2 separate regions of the Homo sapiens genome follow, and region 2 is linked to region 1. A link is a loop called in an ENCODE intact Hi-C map of the cell type or tissue named here. Cell type or tissue: heart right ventricle. All regions are shown on one strand. Links, peaks and the distances in the headings refer to the core of each region. The heading gives the core; the rest is flanking DNA.

Region 1 (9,703 bases), core at 1,704-9,703:
AAATGTTTATATGAATACGGTTTAAAATGTATAAGGAGCAGAAAACAGAGATGAAATAATCATTTATCATATTTTTTGAAAATGAATGGCAAATGAAAAATTTTTTTTTTTTTTTGAGACGGAGTCTCACTCTGTCACCCAGGCTGGAGTGCAGTGGCACGATCTCGGCTCACTGCAATCTCCGCCTCCTGAGTTCAAGCGATTCTTCTGCCTCAGCCTCCCGAGTAGCTGGGACTACAGGCGTGCGCCACCACACCTGGCTAATTTTTGTATTTTTAGTAGAGATGGGGTTTCGCCATGTTGTCAGGCTGGTCTCGATCTCCTGACCTCATGATCCGCCCACCTTGGCCTCCCAAAGTGCTGGGATTACAGGCGTGAGCCACCGCACCCGGCCCTCATTTTTTTTTTTAATTAAAATTTTTTTTAAAAAAACATAGAGACAGGGTCTCATTATGTTGCCCAGGCTGTAGTACGGTGGCTATTCACAGGCATGACCCCACCACTGATCAGCTTAGGAGTATGGACCTGCTCTGTTTTCAACCAGGGCTAGTTCACCCCTCCTCAGGCAACCTGGTGGTCCCCTGCTCCCAGGAGGTTCCTATATTGATGCCGAACTTAGTGCAGACACTTGATTGGCACAGCACACTAAAGCTTGGAACTCCTGGGCTCAAGTGATCCTTTCACCTCAACCTCCCAGGGACCATAGGCGCTAGGCCAGTACGCCCAGCCTCATGTTTTTTATCATTTAAGATCACTGCAAAAACTTATCCTAGTAGATGACTGTGAGTGAGACTGATTGCAGCCTTATGAATTTACAGACATATGTATATGCAAACTGATGAGAACCTATGGTTCCCATCTCAATGTATTTCTTAAACTTTGCAAAAATCTAGGCCTGGGGCTGAGGCTCACATCTGTAATCCCAGCACCTTGGGAAGTCGAGGTAGAAGGATTGCTTGAGCCCAGGAGTTTGAGACCAGCCTGGGCAACATACAGAGGCCCTGTATCCACAAAAAATGTTAAAAAATTAGCCAAGTGTGGTGGCATGTGCCTGTAGCCCCAACTTCTCAGGAGGCTGAGGTGGAAGGATCACTTCAGCCCAGAAGGTAGAGGCTGCAGTACAATCATGCCACTGCACTTCAGCCTGTGTGACAGGGGGAGGTTGTCTCAAAAAAAAAAAAATTGCAAAAATCTAGATCAAGTAATTTAATTTTCAAAAACTCAAGTAAAATTGTTGAACATGAACTATATCTTTTTTACTTTCTTACTTAAAAAGCATTAAATTCTGTTTTAAACTTTTAGCAGAAATGACACTGATGTTACAATAGGTAGGTCAGGTTCAAGAAAATAGGATGTAAGACAATAACATAAATGAAGGGAGTCTTTCCTGGCTCTCCTTTCAAATGCCATATGTTTGAATATTTCAAGATGCTTAGCACTGACTTTTTTTTTTTTTTTGGAGATGGAGTCTCATTCTGTCGCCCAAGCTGGAGTGCAGTGGTGCAATCTTGGCTCACTGCAGCCTCTGCTTCCCGGGTTCAAACAATTCTACTGCCTTAGCCTCTGGAGTAGTGGGGACCACAGGTGCACCCTGCCACACCTGGCTTCTTTTTTTTTTTTTTTTAAGAGTCGGGTCTTGCTATGGGGTGTAGTAGGTTGGTCTTGAACTCCTATGCTCAAGCGATCCTCTCACCTCAGCCTCCCGAATCTTTTTATTTTATTATAGCTGAATCTCTATGATTGAAATGAAACAAGATGAAAAGCTTTCTGTTTTAATTTTGGACTCCTTCTACATCTCACAATTGGTATTCCTGCCCTTAAAAAGAAACAAACAATATTGTTTAAGATCACTATTTTGTTATAAGTTAAATTAAAAATGGCAAAAAGGTAATGCAATTTAAGCTTTTATTATTGGTGCACTATATCGAGTACATCTAAATGAGGAGTAAAAAGTTAAGATTTAACTTACTACCCTTCCTTCTTACTGTGCCACATAAACACATTAAGTAAATACTAAGGCAAGAGAACAATAAACAAAATTATTTTGAGATTTAAATTCATGAATTAATAGTAACTAGTAGCAAAATTATCTGAAATCATATGAAGGACTGGCGGGTGATAACTTGAGTTGAATACTATGCATCAATTAAATACATTTTTAAATAGTTATGATATCCATGTGATATAATAGCATAAATACAATATAGTTATGAAAATATAAGTATAAATTTATAAACAAATTAAGTAAACAATCTTGATTTAAAACATTACAGAATGACTTCATTTGGGTAAAAAAATTATACTTAATTATATACATAGAAAAATAAAGGAAGTACACTTACTAAAACGGGGGTCTTTTAAGGTGGTGAAAATTATAGATTTCTTTTGCTCATCTAGATTCACTTTTATATCAACGTGTATTGTATGATATAAAAAGAATCAATACAAAATAAAATAGATAAATTATTTATTTATTTGAGACAGGGTCTCACTCTATCACCCAGACTGGAGTGCAGTGGTATGATCTTAGCTTACCAGCCTCAACCTTCTGGGGTCAAGTGATCCTCCTGCCTCAGCCTCTCAAGTAGCTGGAACTATAGGCATGTGCCACCACACCTGGCTTTTATATGTGTATGTGTGTGTGTGTGTGTGTGTCTTTTGATTTCTTACTTAAATAGGATTAAATTCTGTATTTAAATAAACTTTTAGAGGAAATGACATTTATGTTGCAATAGGTAGGTCAGGTCCAAGAAAACAGGATGTAAGATAATACCATAAATGGCGTCTTCATTTATAGTATTGATACATTTGATTTGTGTGTGTGTGTGTGTGTGTGGTTTTTTTTTGATGTATTTGATTTTTAGTAGAGATGAGGTCCCCTTATTTTGCCCAGGCTGGTCTCTAACTCTTAGGCTCAGGTGATCCTCCTGCCTCCACCTCCCAACGTGCTGGGATTACAGGTATGAGCCACCTTGCCCGGCCTGGTAAATAGTTTAAAATAAACAAATTCCTTATAAAAAGCTGGATCATAATTCAGGTACTCATGAGTCCAATTATTAAGACTTCTTTAAAGTTAGGTCACATGACTGGAAACCCATGAATGTGGACCTCATAAGTTAGTTTTCTGAAATCTATAGTGAATCACATGATCGATCTATGCTTGCTATAAGTGTACTAGAGGGGATTCAAAAGTGGGTAAAACATATATGAAAGCTTTATTATCTATAGTAACTTATGTTTCTTGCATAGTTTTAGCCAAATTAAATTTCAGTAGCTCAAAATTAAATAATTATATATGCAATGCCTCCAAGACCCCCGGGTCACTTTAATCATCTCCAATGATTATGGCAGGCATTCAGGGGATCAGGCCCTGTTTTCTACAGTGCTAAGTGCTCAGGTTACAAATTGTTGCTCAAAATTTGGCATAATGCTGGATATCTCCCCATATCCCATCTTTTTAAACTTTAAGAAAGATGTATGACATCACCAAACATTCTGCTATCTCCAAATCTGAGGGCTCAAATGGAATATTGTTTAGAGATAATTTTTTAATGCATTACATAATTAAATCTACTTTAAGAGAGTATCATGTCTAAAAGTAAGTTGAACAAAATTAGCTTTATTAACAGAAGGGAGAAGATAGGACAATATGTATTGAATAACTACTACGTGGTAAGCACTGTTTACAACTTTATGTATATCATCTCTTTTTCAATCTTAATCCAGGAAGGCACTTAGAATAGTATACTGTTAGAATTCTCCAAAATATAATTACTTTAAAACATCAAGTGAAATAAAATACAAACACTAAGAACATATTCTTTATTAATTATTATTATTAGGCCTTATAGCAACATTGCCTGACAAAGTCAAAATACATTCTTAATATAATACCCTGAAGTAAACAAGGCATAAGAGTATTTAGGTGAATCATCCCCATTCTAGATAACTGGAAATTGAAGCTTAGAAAAGTTTAGTATCTTGTCCAAGGATAAACCATTAAAATGTGGCAGAGCTGAGATTTGAACCAAGGACTTACCAACTACTAAACTTTCAAAGACCACCCCATTCCCTTACAAGATTGTCTTCTGTTCAAGCCATAGATTCTATAACTTGTTAAAGGAAAAAGATACTGTATATCATTACTAAATAAGCCACACACAAAGAATTACAGAATAAAAATTATGGAACACTAGAGTTTCCTATCTTACCAAAATTAGGAACATGTGACAAAATCTCTTTTATGTACATATTGTACACAAAATAGAATTTTTATTCTATTTATCTAGCTTAGAAAGACATCAAAATTTTAAAAATTGACAACAGGCCGGGCACAGTGGCTCACGGCTGTAATCCCAGCACTTTGGGAGACCGAGACAGGCAGATCACAAGGTCAGGAGATCGAGACCATCCTGGCTAACACGGTGAAACCCCGTCTCTACTAAAAATACAAAAAAATTAGCCAGGCGTGGTGGCAGGTGACTGTAGTCCCAGCTATTTGGGAGGCTGAGGCGAGAGAATGGCGTGAACCCGGGAGATGGAGCTTGCAGTGAGCCAAGATCGCACCACTGCACTCCAGCCTGGGCGACAGAGGGAGACTCCATCTCAAAAAAAAAAAAAAAAAAAAAAATTACATAAAAATTGGCAACAAATGTACACCTGCTTAAATTACCCAAACAGGGAAACTTTATCCAAAAGCTTCAGAGTACAAGAATCAAACGAATGCTGACTGTGCTACTTAACTAGCTATTTCCTAAGTGAGTTAACAGAAAATTAGGAAAGTAACTACAGCTAGACTGTGTTTTAAGGACTAAATAAATGCGTAGAGTATACTTGGTCAACGTAGGCACCTCTAAATTTTAGTTTTTCCCTAGTTACCAAACAATAGCACAGTGCCAAATTAACCCAAATGGGAGTCAGTTTCTAACTGCTTTCTAGTTCTAGTCCCAGTGAAGCCTCCTTTTTTCTTAAGCCGACTATAGTAAGTTTCTATTTTGCAACATTTTGCTATGCTGTATATAATGCTTGGGTTCTCAACTTTTTCCTGTCTCACTGAATTTTATCTAGCAACTTGTTCCCTTAGAACCCTAACCATTTGACAGAGAAATCCAGATAGACTGAAAAACTGATCTTTTTCACTGGGAAAAGTCTGCCTAACTAATGATATCGGAGATAAGGCAAAGGAGAAGGCTATGCCTTCTGACAAGGCAGTAGAGAAGACAGAATGGGGACAGGAAGGATCTTGCAAGCACTGGCTCTCTACTTCCACCTAATTACAAGAAGGAACTTGGCAAACAAATGAAGCAACTCTTTAATGAACTGCTAAACTACTTTGTAATCTATCAGCACCTTGAAAATGAGGAAGATAAACAACATATATGAAAAAAATGACAAAATGGCATTTAAGTCTATAATGGCAGAAAGTTGTCTTACTTGGTTTAAATTGTATAGATTAATGGTTTAAGCAACTCTGAGAGTTAACATAAAAGTGCGTAACACAAGAAAGATAATTTGATATAGAATAGCAGTGTGTCACAATGGCCAGAGAAGTCTGCCACCTGCTGATGGAAAAACTGAATTGTATAGATTTCCCTACTGCTGTTTTTAAGGAGAGAAAAAAAACCTATCAGGTATGGTTTAATGACATTACATGTCAAGTTGTTAGGCTGAAGATATAAACTACAACCTCTAATTTAAAAGAGAATAAAGATTAAAATAGGACTTAAGATTCTTTATATATCTCTCTCTTTAATAACTCTCTCTAAATATGTAATACCTGAACTATTTTTATTTTTATTTTTTATTTATTTATTTTTTTTGAGATGGAGTCTCACTCTGTTGCCCAGGCTGGAGTGCAATGGTGCAATCTTGGCTCACTGCAACCTCTGCTTCTGGGGTTCAAGTGATTCTCCTGCCTCAGCCTCTTGGGTAGCAGGGATTACAGGCATCTGCCACCACTCCCAGATAATTTTTGTATTTTTAGTATAGATGGGGTTTCACCATGTTGGTCAGGGTGGTCTCGAACTCCTGACTTTGTGATCCGCCCGCCTCGGCCTCCCAAAGTGCTGGGATTATAGGCGTTAGCTACCACGCCTGGCCAACTGAACTATTTTTAAAGCAAACAAAAGAGGTAAATATGGAAACTATTTAACATAAAATACACAGGAACATTCAAACTACTATGAACATTAAGGATAATCCAAAACACTGTGCAAAAAATATAAAGTCCTATAGATTTCACCTCTGCAATCCATCTCTTTTCTGTCTTCCTCTTTCTACTGCTCCCATAACAGTTTAATACTTCATTATCTTTAATACAGGCTTATTTTAATTCCTGCTCCCCACCTCCAGATTCTAATAATATTAATTTAGTGCGTGCTCAGTTATCAGTTTAATTGTATCAAAACACATTCCAGATGGTATCACTTATTTTAAAAACCATACCCAAAGCCTCTCTAGCAAATAAATTGCAAATATCTTATACTAATAGAGATGTTCTACAATGTGGTCCCAACACACTTTAAAAAATCTTGTTGCTTTTAAAAAACCGATTTAAAAAATATATAAAAGCAATACATGCTCATGATATGTCAAACAATATAAAAAGTTAAAGGATGAAAAAGTTGAAGTCTCCCTTCCTGGTCTCATCCTCCCAAGTCCACTGTCATTAGTAAAACTAGAAACAGCTTCTAAAGTTTTTGTTTTGTTTTGTTTTGTTTTGTTTTTTAATTTCCAATGACATAAGGATATACATGTGTATTTCTTTTGGGAGCACAACTGTTCTGCAACTTGCCTTTTCCCCTTGTCACCATTTCTTGAGCTTTTTAAAATGTTAACATAGCCCGGTACAGTGGCTCACACCTGTAATCCAAGCACTTTGGGAGGCTGAGGCAGGTGGATCACCTGAGGTCAGGAGTTCGAGACCAGCTTGGCCAACATGGTGAAACCTCGTCTCTACTAAAAATACAAAATTAGCCAGGCGTGGTAGCAGGTGCCTGTAATACCAACTACTCAGGTGGCTGAGGCACCACGAGTATCACTTGAAGCTGGGAGACAGAGGTTGCAGTGAGCCAAGATCGCATCACTACACTCCAGCCTGGGCAACAGAGAGAGACTCGGTCTCAAAAAAAAAAAAAAAAAAAAAAAAAGTTATACAGATTTTTTTTTCACAGCTGCCCAATATTTTATTATACAAATGCACCATCATTCATTTAACCAATGTATACTGCCTTTAATAAAGTAAATGAAAGTACCTATTTTTCTATATCCTCATCACTCTCTCTTTATACAGTAATTGTCTGGCAGCACCGATTCTATTATTTGTGAGCAAGTAACCTGGAAGTTTTGTTACACATAAAATTTGCATTTTGCTGTAGTAAGAATTTTAATTGTTTACTTAAATGATTCTCAAGCTTTAGCACACATCACAATCACCTGCAGGCTTGTTAAAACAGACTGCTGGGTCCAACCTCAAAGTTTCTGATTGTTTGTCTGGAGTAGGACTAGATAACTCGCATATATAACAAGTTCCTGCTCAATGTTGATGCCATGGTCTGGGACCACTCTTTGAGTACCATTGGTGTAAAACACTAGTATATGGGATCCTGTATTTCAAAATAAGGTTTCATCCTTCTCTAGTTGTCATGGTTTATATAACCAGCTCTTAGGAGCCTTAGCCAGGTTGTAAAAAATTGCTGTATTGTAGGAAAAAATGCCCACCTCTTGCCCGCCAATCAATGGCTAGTATTGGTAACCGAGGTGAAGAAAGTAAAAGGATCTAAAGATGTAATGAGCCTGGGCAACATAACAAGACACTGTCTGTTTTTGTTTTTGTTTTTTTTCGAGACAGAGTCTTGCTCTGTTGCCCAGAGCTGGAGTGCAATGGTGTAATTTTGGCTCACGGCAACCTCTGCCTCCCGGGTTCAAGTAATTCTCCTGCCACAGCCTCCTGAGTAGCTGGGATTACAGGTTTGTGCCACCACGCCTGGCTAATTTTTGTATTTTTAGTAGAGACAGGGTTTCACCATGTTGGCCAGGCTGCTCCAGAACTCCTGACCTCAAGATCTGCCCACCTTGGCCTCCCAAAGTGCTGGGATTACAGGCGTGAGCCACCGTGCCCAGCCACAAGACCCTGTCTCTAAAAATAAAATTAGTCAGGCATGGTGGCACATGTCTGTAATCCCAGCTACTTGGGAGGCTGAGGGGGGAAGACGGTTTGAGCCCAGGAGGTCGAGGTTGCAATGAGCTATGATTGTACCACTGCACTCCAGCCTGGCTCACAGACTGTGATCCCATTTCTTAAAATAAATAAATAAATGACTGAAAGAAAGAAAGAAAGAAGTAATGGCTTTTAGTCAGAAAAAAATTTGTGAATAAATTTAAAATTAAGTATCCAGTTCAAAGGGGACTCCATCTGTTAGGTAAATGAATTCACAACAAAAGGAAAGAGAAAAAAAATTGTAAAGCTAAAACTGTTTCAGGAAGGAGCTGTTTCTAGCTAATATACAAGTAGCTCACTAGATAAGAGAACAACTTTGCATTAAAGTTGAAAATGTGGTTAACTTGTGGCATATGGATAATCTACAGGAAACCTGACAAACATGATTTGAAAGGACAAAGTCATACATGCCTGGTACAAACATTTCCACGTTTACAAATTTGGGAATTCAAGATCATCTTGAATATAGCCTTTGATAATGTTGAGTTTAATGGGCTGGGCATGGTGGCACATGTCTGTAATCCCAGCACTTTGGGAGGTAGAGGTAGGAGGATCGCTTAAGCCAGGAGTTTGAGACCAGGTGGGCAACATGGCAAAACCCCATCTCTACAAAAAATACAAAAATAAGCCAGGCATGGTGGCATGCACCTGTAGTCCCAGCTACCTGGGAGGCTGAAGTAGGAGGATCACTTGAGTCAAGCAGGTCAAAGCTGCAGTGAGCCATGATGGTGCCACTGCACTCCAGCCTGGGTGGCAGAGTAAGACCCTGCCTCAAAAAAAAAAAAAAAGAATTTAATGTATTTCTCTGTTTTTCAAACTGGAACAATCATGATTTTTATCCTTCAAACATCACCACAGCCATGAATCATTATGCAATGTCATTTCCTGTTTCTTTATCACATAGCCTTTTGTTGCTATGTCTCACAACCTTACACAGGTTGAGAGTATCCTTTACCCAAACTGCTTGGGACCAGATTTCGGGTATTTTGGGATTTTGGAATATTTGCACATACATTATATCTTGGGGATGGTGCCCAAGTTTAAATATGAAATTCATTTATGTTTCACATCTACCTTATATACATGGCCTAAAAGTAATTTTATAAAATATTTTACACAATTTTGTGGCTAAAACAAATTTGTGTACTCTTAACCATCAGAAAGCAAAGGTGTCAATATCTCAGCCACTTGTGTGGCATCATGTCAGCGTTCAAAAAGCTTCAGATTTTGAAGAGTTTTGGATTTCAGATTTTCAGATTAGGGATGCTCAATCTGCATTCATTTTGGAGTACTGTTAGGTCTATAGTTTTGAAGCTAGTTGTGACACATAATTGGGAGATTAGCTTCCACATCTCACTAGGACATACAAAGGAGGTGGCTATGTGTTGAGAGCTACTTAAAATCTAGATATTTCAAGTGTGAATGAATATATCTTTACTCGGGGTAAACAAAAGATACATGCTATCGGGCATGGTGGCTCACACC
Region 2 (9,703 bases), core at 963-8,962, 280 kb before region 1:
AAGAAGGGTCTTGGCCCCCAACTGTAGCTCCAAGCCTTTTTGTGCTTTCAGATTTCGGATCCTCCGCGTGGAGCACCTTGGGGCGCCCCTTGGCAGGTTCCCGCCGCATAGGGCCGACTTTTCCACCTCTGGCTCCAGGGCGGGAAGATTGTAGCGGCTTTGAGCTTACTACTTGTTTTCTTATAATCCCTGGCGGAGCTGGGTCAATTTCAGGCACAGCCCAGCTCAGTCAGGCGAGGTCCAGAAAGGCCTGACTTGCCTGGCAGCCTCAACGGACTTGTCCCCGCAGCCCTTGCGGACCTCCTGGTCGTCATGGCGACTGTGAAATGTGGGGTGGGGAGCATGCGTTCGAAGCCATTTGCGCGGGCAGTCCCTGCGTGTCCCCCCACGTGCTCCCCAGCACTCGCAGGACCCCCGCCTCCGAGCTTCCCTGAGCGTGCAGCTTCCAGTGAGGGCAGCCCCACGCACAGCCCCCCACACCCTCCCCAACGCCTTCAGCCCCCGGTGCGCGTAGTCCCCAAGCCCACACGTGCACTCTCCACCTTGCGGCAGCTGCACGTACAGCCCCCCACACGCTCCCAGCCCCACTGGCGCAGAACCCATCACCGCTCGCCCTTCACGCGCTTCACTGGGAGTGCAGCCCCCACCCCGAGCGCGCAGCTCCACGCAGCCTCTCCACACTCTCCCCAGCGCCTGCAGCACCCCCAGTGCGCACAGCTCTGCCAGTCGCTTCCCCGCGTGCCGCCCCTGCACCACTTCGGGCCATAACCTTGCTGGCGACTAAGTCTGAAGAACTTCCCGTGATTTAATTCTTTTCTTCGAGTTTAGTCTTAGCTTTGACATTTTAACCAAAAGGTTACACGTTAATTTATGGTATGAGGTCACCACTTCTCCTATTGTCCTTCTCAGTTTCTCCCCAACCTCTCCTATTCCCTATTTTATAAGACAGGAGAAAAGGGAGAAAGCAAAAAGTTAGAAAGAAACAGAAGTAAGATAAATAGCTGGAGGACCTTGGCACCACCACCTGGCCCTGGTGGCTAAAATAATAATAATATTATTAACCCCTGACCAAAACTATTGGTGTTATGTGTAAATTCCAGACACTGTATGAGAAAGTACTGTAAAACTTTTTGTTCTGTTAGCTGATGTATGTAGCCCCCAGTCACGTTTTTCACGCTTACTTGATCTATTATGACTTTTTCACGTAGACCCCTTAGAGTTGTAAGCCCTTAAAAGGCCTAGGAATTTCTTTTTCGGGGAGCTCCGCTCTTAAGACACGAGTCTGCCGACGCTCCCGGCCGAATAAAAAACCTCTTCCTTCTTTAATCTGGTGTCTGAGGAGTTTTGTCTGCGACTCGTCCTGCCACAAATTAACGAAGTATTAAAGGGGAAGATCTCAGCTGAAAGAAATGACTGTAGGAAGTGTGTCAGGAAAGCCAACGGACCCGCAGGCCCGCCCGTGGTGCCCGCGGCATTAGGAACGTCTCTGCTCTCCTACGATCGCTGGGGTATCGGACAGTCAGTGCCCGCTGTCAATGCGGAGGGAACGGGCCGAGACTGCGGGCAACACGTGGCAGAGCCGGCCTGAGTCCGGTGGGTCTGATCCCAGAGCCTCAGGTTGACGCCAATTCCTTGGCATGGGACAGCGTTTACTGAATCTTAAAGCAAAATGCTTTTAAAATAAGGTTCCTCAGAAGTCGTCAGCCCTAGGAGCGGTGTGCTCAAGCGCTTTCAGCACCAGCCAGGACCAACTAAGAGGGGAGCCCTTAGCTCCCAGTCACCGCGCAGCCCTACAGGAGGCCAAAGCGGCTGGCACAGATGCACTGGGGCCACTGACATTTTCCATGTCCTCTTGTCACGGGCCATATGCTGGATGGAGCCCACACCGCTTCACTTCCCATCTGTCTGATGATGGATCAAATTGAACTCCCATATCCTAACTGACCAGTCTAAATCATGGCTCATTGTGGCCAGGTTAATTTTTCCTGATGCAACACAGCACAAAAATGTTCATGGCTCCCCATAGCCCACAAATCAAGTCCTAGGCTTGCTCACCAATGCCTTCAATAATTGCCCAATATACCTTTTCAACTTTAATTTCCCACTTCCTCAGGCACAAATCTTCCATCCCAGTCATTTCAGGTGAGGTCCACAGCCTGAGACACCATAACTGCTGAATTCCTTTACTCATATGGAAAAGCCACCCCTTGGCTTTTACATCCTTTTCTCCCTGCCCATCTGAATGCTATCACCTTCCAAGCCCCAGCCCATTTCTCCAGTCCATATTAATTATGCTTTTTCTGAAGGTCTAGAGCACTTAACTGACAGTACTATTTATCTTGTCATTCATTTAAATTCAGTAAGTGCTATTACTGTTCATTTCTTGTTTTGGGAGATTTTTTTTTAAGGAGCATTTCTACATTCCTGGCATTGTGTTTGGTGCTCAAAATGTTTTCTTACTTAATTCATGCAATAACTATATGCAAATTTTAAAATCAAGCATCAGGATGTAGTTATTTGCCCAAGTTTTAACAGCTAATAAATTCTATCTGTCCAATACTGCATTTAAAATACAAAGTATTTATGGTGGTTGTTAAGAATATATTCTTGAATGGCTAGGCAAACTCAAAATAAAGGACCTTATTTTAAAGTATGACTTTTTAATTTTTTTGCAACAATAAGTGAAGTGGAGTGATTGTTTTTCTTTTTAGTCAGTTTGTTTCTTCTGGAGTTTCCAACTGCCTTTTGCATCACTTGGTGTCCTGGTGGGATAAAATATGCTCTTACCCATGATCTAGTCCTTGAAAGTGCAAATCTGGTCATTTTATCATTTAAAAAATTAATCTTTTTATAAGAATGTTCATTGTGCTATTATTTATATCGTTGAAAAAATAGAAATGGCCTCAATGCCAAACACTAAGTTATGAAACATTCATATAATGAAGCATTACAGCCACTAAAGTCATTTTGCATGGATATTTAATAATATGGGAAAATAGTCATGATATAGTGTTAAAGGAAAAATGAAGCAGGATATATTTTATGATTCATATGTTTAGTAACACATAAAATTAACTGTGTGCCATGTGCTGCTCTAAATCTTTTACACAGGGGACTCATATAGGAAGATTACCAATGTATGACCTTGAGCTAGTAATTTAGCCACTCTAGGATTAATTTCCTCATCTGAAAAATGAAGACAGTTATATTTGTCTTACTGATGATGTGATCGAATGAATTAATGCTTGTAAAGCATCAAAAACAAAGCACGTGCTTAAACAAATGTTCCTTTATTATGTTCTAGACTGGCCATCCTATAGTGCAGTAGTGAGGATTTTTAGGTTGGTGCAAAAGTTATTGCTATTTTTGCCAACACTTCCAATTAATATTTTGCTCACTTGGTTTGTTTGTCATCAAGTGATATGTTAGTAATTATTGAACAGTAGTACATGTTTTAGGTTCATTAGTTAACAGAGATAGTTGCCTAAATCATTATGTATCTACTCCTACTAAGGAGAGGAGTAGATTTGTGTATAAGAGGGAAATCATGACACTTAGTTTTATGTGCGGTTAAATAGAATCATGGATGTTTTCATGTTTTTACAGCCTCTCTAACAGAGGTCACTTATTTTGACCTCGTTATTTTCAATGGTTATTTTAGTCGCATTTTAGCTGCATACTAACTAATGACAATAACTTAAAGCAGTTAGCCTGATAATTTAATCTATGATGAATTGTCAATTAAAATAGCACATTATAATTAGGTATGATGCAATATATTCTTGCATTATCTTATCTTTGAAACAGACATGCCTCATGATTTAGCTTTTTTTGTTGCTGTTCTCAAGATAGGGTCTCACTGTGTCACACAGGCTAAAGTGTGATGGTGTTCACTGCAACCTTGAACTCCTGGGCTCAAGCGATCCTCCTGCCTCAGCCTCCTGAGTAGCTTGGACTACAGGTGCAGGCCACCACACACAGCTAATTTGTTTATTTTTGTAGAGACAGGGTATCACTATGTTGCCCAGGCTGGTCTAAAACTCCTAGCCTCAAACACTCCTGCCGCCTCTGCCTCCCAAGGTATTGGGATTACAGGCATGAGCCACTGCACCTGGCTGCAAATTATTTGTCTTACATAGAGATCTCTAATCCGGTTATGGATATCTAAAACTTGCCTCAGTTTTTCCTTTGTCTTTTAGTAAAGCAACTGGGAAAAAAATGCCATTAAACTATTTAACCAGCAGATGGCAATAATGATCTGTAAATCAAAATTTCAAAACGCAGTTACTTATTAAATTCGTTCTTTAAAAAAAATCACTGTTCTTATAATAAATCCATTTACTAAATATGAAATGTAGGAAAATTCCAAATGTAACCCCACATAAAAATTACATTGCATATTTCATATATCAAAATAATCAAGATATTCATCATGGCCAAGATTTAGTTTTCCAAATAATAATGACTTTGTTTTAACTGATTCAGATAATTTATTAGATTTAAAGTTTTAACTTTCACAAATACATACATATAAATTTAAGTGGATAGTTAAGTTCCATCTCTAGCCTCCAGGCTAGATAGAGGTAGTTCAGTGAAGACCATTTTGAAAATATTACAAACTTTTCCACTTATAATTTGGTAATTTAAAATATGAATTTCACTTTAATTGAAACTTTCTGCATAAAAGATTGGTCTTTATTTGTGCTGTCTCATAATTTCTTATGCATTAAGATACTTTTCCCCCTTTGTACAGTGCAAGGAGTTGGAATTGGCACCAAAGTATTAGTCTCTAGTTTATCAGCTTTAGTTATTCCCAAAGATGGTGGCAAAATTATTGGGATCTCATAGTTATTTTATTTAGTAATTTTATTTATTTTCATTATCCCGCTCTAAGACTTCTACAAATTCCAACATGAAATACATCCTTTGTTTAATTTTGTAGCTCCATTTTTGTCTTCAAAAAATAGCATGGCCATAGGTATGTTCTTCTTGGAGCTTACTTATTTTCTAGGCAATTTCAAATTGGTCTGTTTATAAATGTTAAAAGATCCTTTCAAATTCTTCTTCAGCAAGTTGCCTCCACTAAAAAAAGTGTCTTTGGACATGTGTATTTTATAAAACAACTGCTTCAATCTAAAACCTTCCTTAGATTTACATATCTTGGATTGACTCATTTTTAAATAGCATATTTGCTGCTGTTGAATTACTTTACAGAGCCTCTTTAAATTCATATTGGATGCAGGTGCTTCATCAAGGAGAAAGTGGAAAGACACCAACTTGCCATGTCAATCAGAAAAGGCCACAAGCCTGAGTCTGAGAGAAAAAAGGAAAACAAAAATATCTTTAGCAGGAAATAAAGTGATTCTGCTCTTCTAGAATTATCTTAGGTGAGCTACAAACCTGCTGCTAACTCCAATTTTTTCAACATCATTTGAATATACCTCATCTTATATGCAGATTGACTAGTGTTCCCTGAAGCTTTCCAATTGCATTCAATTGAAGGGAGAGGGCCATAACTGTTTAGGTGCCAATCTCTGTGTTTTTGGAAACATGAAAAACCCATGCCTCATTTCTCTGCAATTGCATTTTAAGAATACATTATCTGCAACAGGGCTGGTCCAGTTAACATTTTCAAAGTGCAATTCCAGGCTTACAGAATGTTAAAGTGGATGGAGTCTTATATCTTCTGGTCTCATGGTTTTCAGATTGCTGAGAGACTCCAAAGCTGTTCCAAGGAGGTGACTCAATATTAATATTTTTACATGGCTGGGCATGGTGGCTCACGCCTGTAATCCCAGCACTTTGGGAGGCCGAGGAGGGTGGATCACCTGAAGTCAGGAGTTCGAGACCAGCCTGGCCAACATGGTGAAACCCCGTCTCTCCTAAAAATACAAAAATTAGCTGGGTATGGTGGGGGGCCGCCTGTAATTTCAGCTACTTGGGAGGCTGAGGCAGGAGAATCACTTAAACCCAGGAGGAGGAGGTTGCAGTGAGCCAAGATTGCACCATTGCACTCCAGCCTGGGCAACAAGAGGGAAACTCCGCCTGAAAAAAAAAAAAAATTCTTACACACAACAATAGCATAGAAATCAAGAGGCGATTAAATGTAGTTAAATAGTTTCAAGTTCCTTGAATTATCTTGCATGCAAAATGTGGATTAAGATTAGTCATTGATACACCAAGAATGAATGTTACAATTTCAGAGTCATCACTGAAATAATAGAAATGCAAAAATACATATCTTTCAGACTAAAAGAGAAGGAAAGCTGAGTGACAAGTCACTCAAACAATTTGAAAGAAAGCAAGAAAAGAGAGAAACAGGGACATAAAACAGCTAGGATAAACAGAAAACACATAGGAAGATGGTGGTTTTTTTATCCAAACTTATTAGTAATTATAAGTGCAAAGAGATTAAATGCCCCAGTTAATAATCAAAGACTATCAGACTGATATACACCATAATAGATATGAAAAAATATTCTTAATAGCACTAATTATAAGAGCCTCAAATTGGAGGCAAAACAAATGCCCATTAGCAGTAGAATAGATAAATAAACTATGGTATATTTCATACAATGGAATACTTTACAGCAACAAAAAAAAATGAAGAAACTGCATATGCTTGCAGCAACATAAAAAAACTTCTAAAAACATAATATAAAGGTCAAAGACAGAGACATTAAAGATATCATATGATCTCATTTATATGAAATTCAAAACTAGCCAAAATTAAATTATCATATTTGGCAATGCACACATAGGTAATTGTATTAGTCCATTTTTCACACTGCTGATAAAGACATACCCAAGACTGGGCAATTTACAAAAGAAAGAGGTTTATTGGACTTACAGTTCCACATGGCTGGGGAGGCTTCACAATCATGGCAGAAGGCAAGGAGGAGCAAGTCACATCTTACATGGATGGCAGCAGTCAAAGAGCAACCTTGTGCAGAGAAACTCCCATTTTTAAAACCATCAGATCTTGTGAGACCCATTCACTATCACAAGAACAGTACAGGAAAGACCCATCCCCATGATTCAGTCATCTCCCACTGGGTCCCTTCCACAACACGTGGGAATTATGGGAGCTACAAGATGAGATTTGGGTGGGGACACAGAGCCAAACCATATCAGTGATAAAACTCTAAAGCAAAGCAGGAAATCACTTTTTGTAAGAGTCCAGATTGAAATATCTTTGTGGGGAGAGGGAGGAGATGTACAGAGAGGGGCTGGCAGAGTCTCTTTTTTGCTCTAGCTGGCAGGTTCAAGGGTGTTCAGGTTATTTTGGAAGCAGTGCAGAGAAGGGAGCCAGACTAGAAACAGGGAGGTGATCAACTGGGTCTCGGTTACATACAGAAAACAGCAGAGACAGCTGAAAGATCCTTCTCTGTGTTCACAGCCATCATCTATGACTAGCATCCAGTGATAGCAGGAACACTGATGCCAACATTTTTCAAAGTTTGCAGAAACGACTTGGCTCCTCCACAGAGCATTGTGAGTCAGTTCAGAAGAAATCAATATCCATCTTCTGTTCTCTTCTTGCCTGCCAAGGGGACCTGGAATCCTTAAGCTTTTGCTCCTGGTTTCCCACTTCAATATTCATCCAAAGAGTCTCCTCCTGCTTGTTTTCATTCTTTCTGCCCTTCCTTGTCCCCCAGGGTGGAGATCTCAAGTGCATAATACCCCACTATGCGGTGATGTTAGCCCCAGAGCACAGCTGAACACAGCATTCCTCAGGAGAAGATTCATCCTCTATATAGGGAACACTGGAGATATTGCTGCTCTAACCCCAAAGAACTCATCACCAAAGCTTGGGACTTTGGGCCCATGGTAGGCAACTGGAAGAGCTATTTGTGGCAAACAGTGTAACTCAAACATCATCATAACTATCTGACAGACTTTAAGGAGGCCAATCCAATGTTCTCAAGCCTGGCTGCATCATGAATCACTCAAGGAATTTATTTTTTATCCAGATTTCTGAACCCCCAACCTCGATTCTGACTTACTGGGTTCTGAGTAGAACATGGAAATCTGTATTTACAGCAACTCACCCAGGTGATTTATCCAGGTGGCTCTGGTGCAACTCTTCAATGGGATGGTAATTAGGAGCATCCCAGGGGGTCAGAGCTCACGTACCTCATGGCCAGGAACTGTGTAGGCCTCCTTTGCTTACATCTAAATGTTTTCCCCTGGTCCAACTGGAATACGAATGTTACCTCCTAAGAGTCCAACTTTATCACTTCTTCTAACCATCTAGATATCTGCTGGTAAACTCAAGACATCTCTAATTCTTCCTCTTTCCACTAGAGATTAAATGCATTTTTTTCACATAAAGATAGACTTTAATCTAATGTGGTTATGTATGCATATAAATGTCCAAATGAGAGCCAAGTTGGGAAATATGGCCATGTGTTGATGTGATGTCTTGGAACAAGGAAGGACACCTCTGCAGAGGTGTTTTGAGGGCTATACCAACATGCTGATGTGATCCCTTATCAAAGCACTCTAGAGCAGCCATTCTTAAATATTTTGGCCTCAAAAAGACCAAACAAGTCCTTTATGATTGCTTAAGTGTATTGTATGCATTGATATTTACATGGATATTTATAATCCATTCATGTTAAAACTTTAAAATGAAAAAATATTTGTTTATAAATCATTTACAAATAACAATAATAAACTCACTATATTAACAGAAATATCTTTTATATGAAAATAACTATTTTCAACAAAAATTTAGTGAGAAAAGTGACATTGTTTTAACTTTATGCAAATCTCTTTAAGTTTGACTTAATAGAAGACAGATTTTCATATCTTCTGCATTCAATCTGTTGCAATATGCTGTTTTGATGGAAATATATAAGGAAAATCAGTCCTCACAAATATGTAGTTAGCAAAAAAAAGAGTATTTTAATCTCCCTCTGCACTTAATCTGTTGCATTATAACATGCCATGTAACCTCTGGAAAATTCCACTGTACACATGACAGAACAAAAATGAAAAAGGCAAGTAACATCTTAATACTGTTAGAAAAATAGTTTTGACTTCACAGACCCCCAGGATTTTCAGACTTGGCCCCCACTTCCCCACTCTCCCCACCCCCATCCTAGTTCTGGACCATGCTTTGGAGACTGAAGACTGCATCTTCAAAGAAAAGCAACGTGCTCCTTTCTTTGCCAATAGACAGCCATTGCTGTAACACTGTCCTCTTGGACACAAAGCTGAGGCAGCTGAGGCGGCTGAGGCAGGCAAGCTAAGGGACCATTCGCATCCATTTGCAGAGCTGGTAAAAGTGCTAACTATAGCCAATGCCGATTGAGGCTTCGTTCCAGGCAACAAACACCTCAGCAGGTTCACCTGGTGATTAAACCCACCTATGCTGGGGGCAAGAACCTGATGCCCTACTTACACTGGGGACAGGTGATTGCTTGAATTGAGGAAGAGAATAGTCAAGATTCACCTCAAAGTCGATGGCATTTGCCAGGGTTCTGAGTTTCAGCAACAAACAGCACTCATGTTTGTCAGAATGAGCCTCTGAGCCACCTCCCCATGAACTTGAGCAGTTCCCCCTCTGAGAATATGTTTCTCCCAGATATGTGCTTGTCCAACATCCTTGCTTTCCTCAGATCTTTGCCCACATGGTACTTTCTAAGAGAGGCCCATCCAGACTACATCATTTAATACTGCAGCTGCCAGCCCAGTA

What was found. Peaks named below come from ENCODE experiments on the same cell type or tissue, not always from the same donor. Only the 100,000 strongest peaks of a DNase experiment are listed, where the experiment ranks them.
Region 2: it touches region 1 in a loop (2.4-fold over the local background); 19 of 110 quality-filtered maps call a loop at or near these places.

The regions. Positions count from the first base shown.
Region 1 is chr7:33,045,363-33,055,065 of GRCh38, forward strand. All of the region lies in intron 1 of NT5C3A (5'-nucleotidase, cytosolic IIIA), which reads right to left. It also overlaps the pseudogene RN7SL505P. Among named protein-coding and RNA genes, the nearest start is that of NT5C3A, 13 kb to the right of the region's middle. In heart right ventricle, for the core only: a CTCF peak has its summit at 5,562 (motif pointing left); no DNase peak of the experiment used is centred there; H3K27ac peaks cover 1,382 bases.
Region 2 is chr7:32,761,601-32,771,303 of GRCh38, forward strand. LINC00997 (long intergenic non-protein coding RNA 997) reads left to right here. Exons shown (of 1, transcript NR_036501.1): 1 at 1-1,324. Among named protein-coding and RNA genes, the nearest start is that of LINC00997, 8.2 kb to the left of the region's middle. In heart right ventricle, for the core only: a CTCF peak has its summit at 4,242 (motif pointing right); no DNase peak of the experiment used is centred there.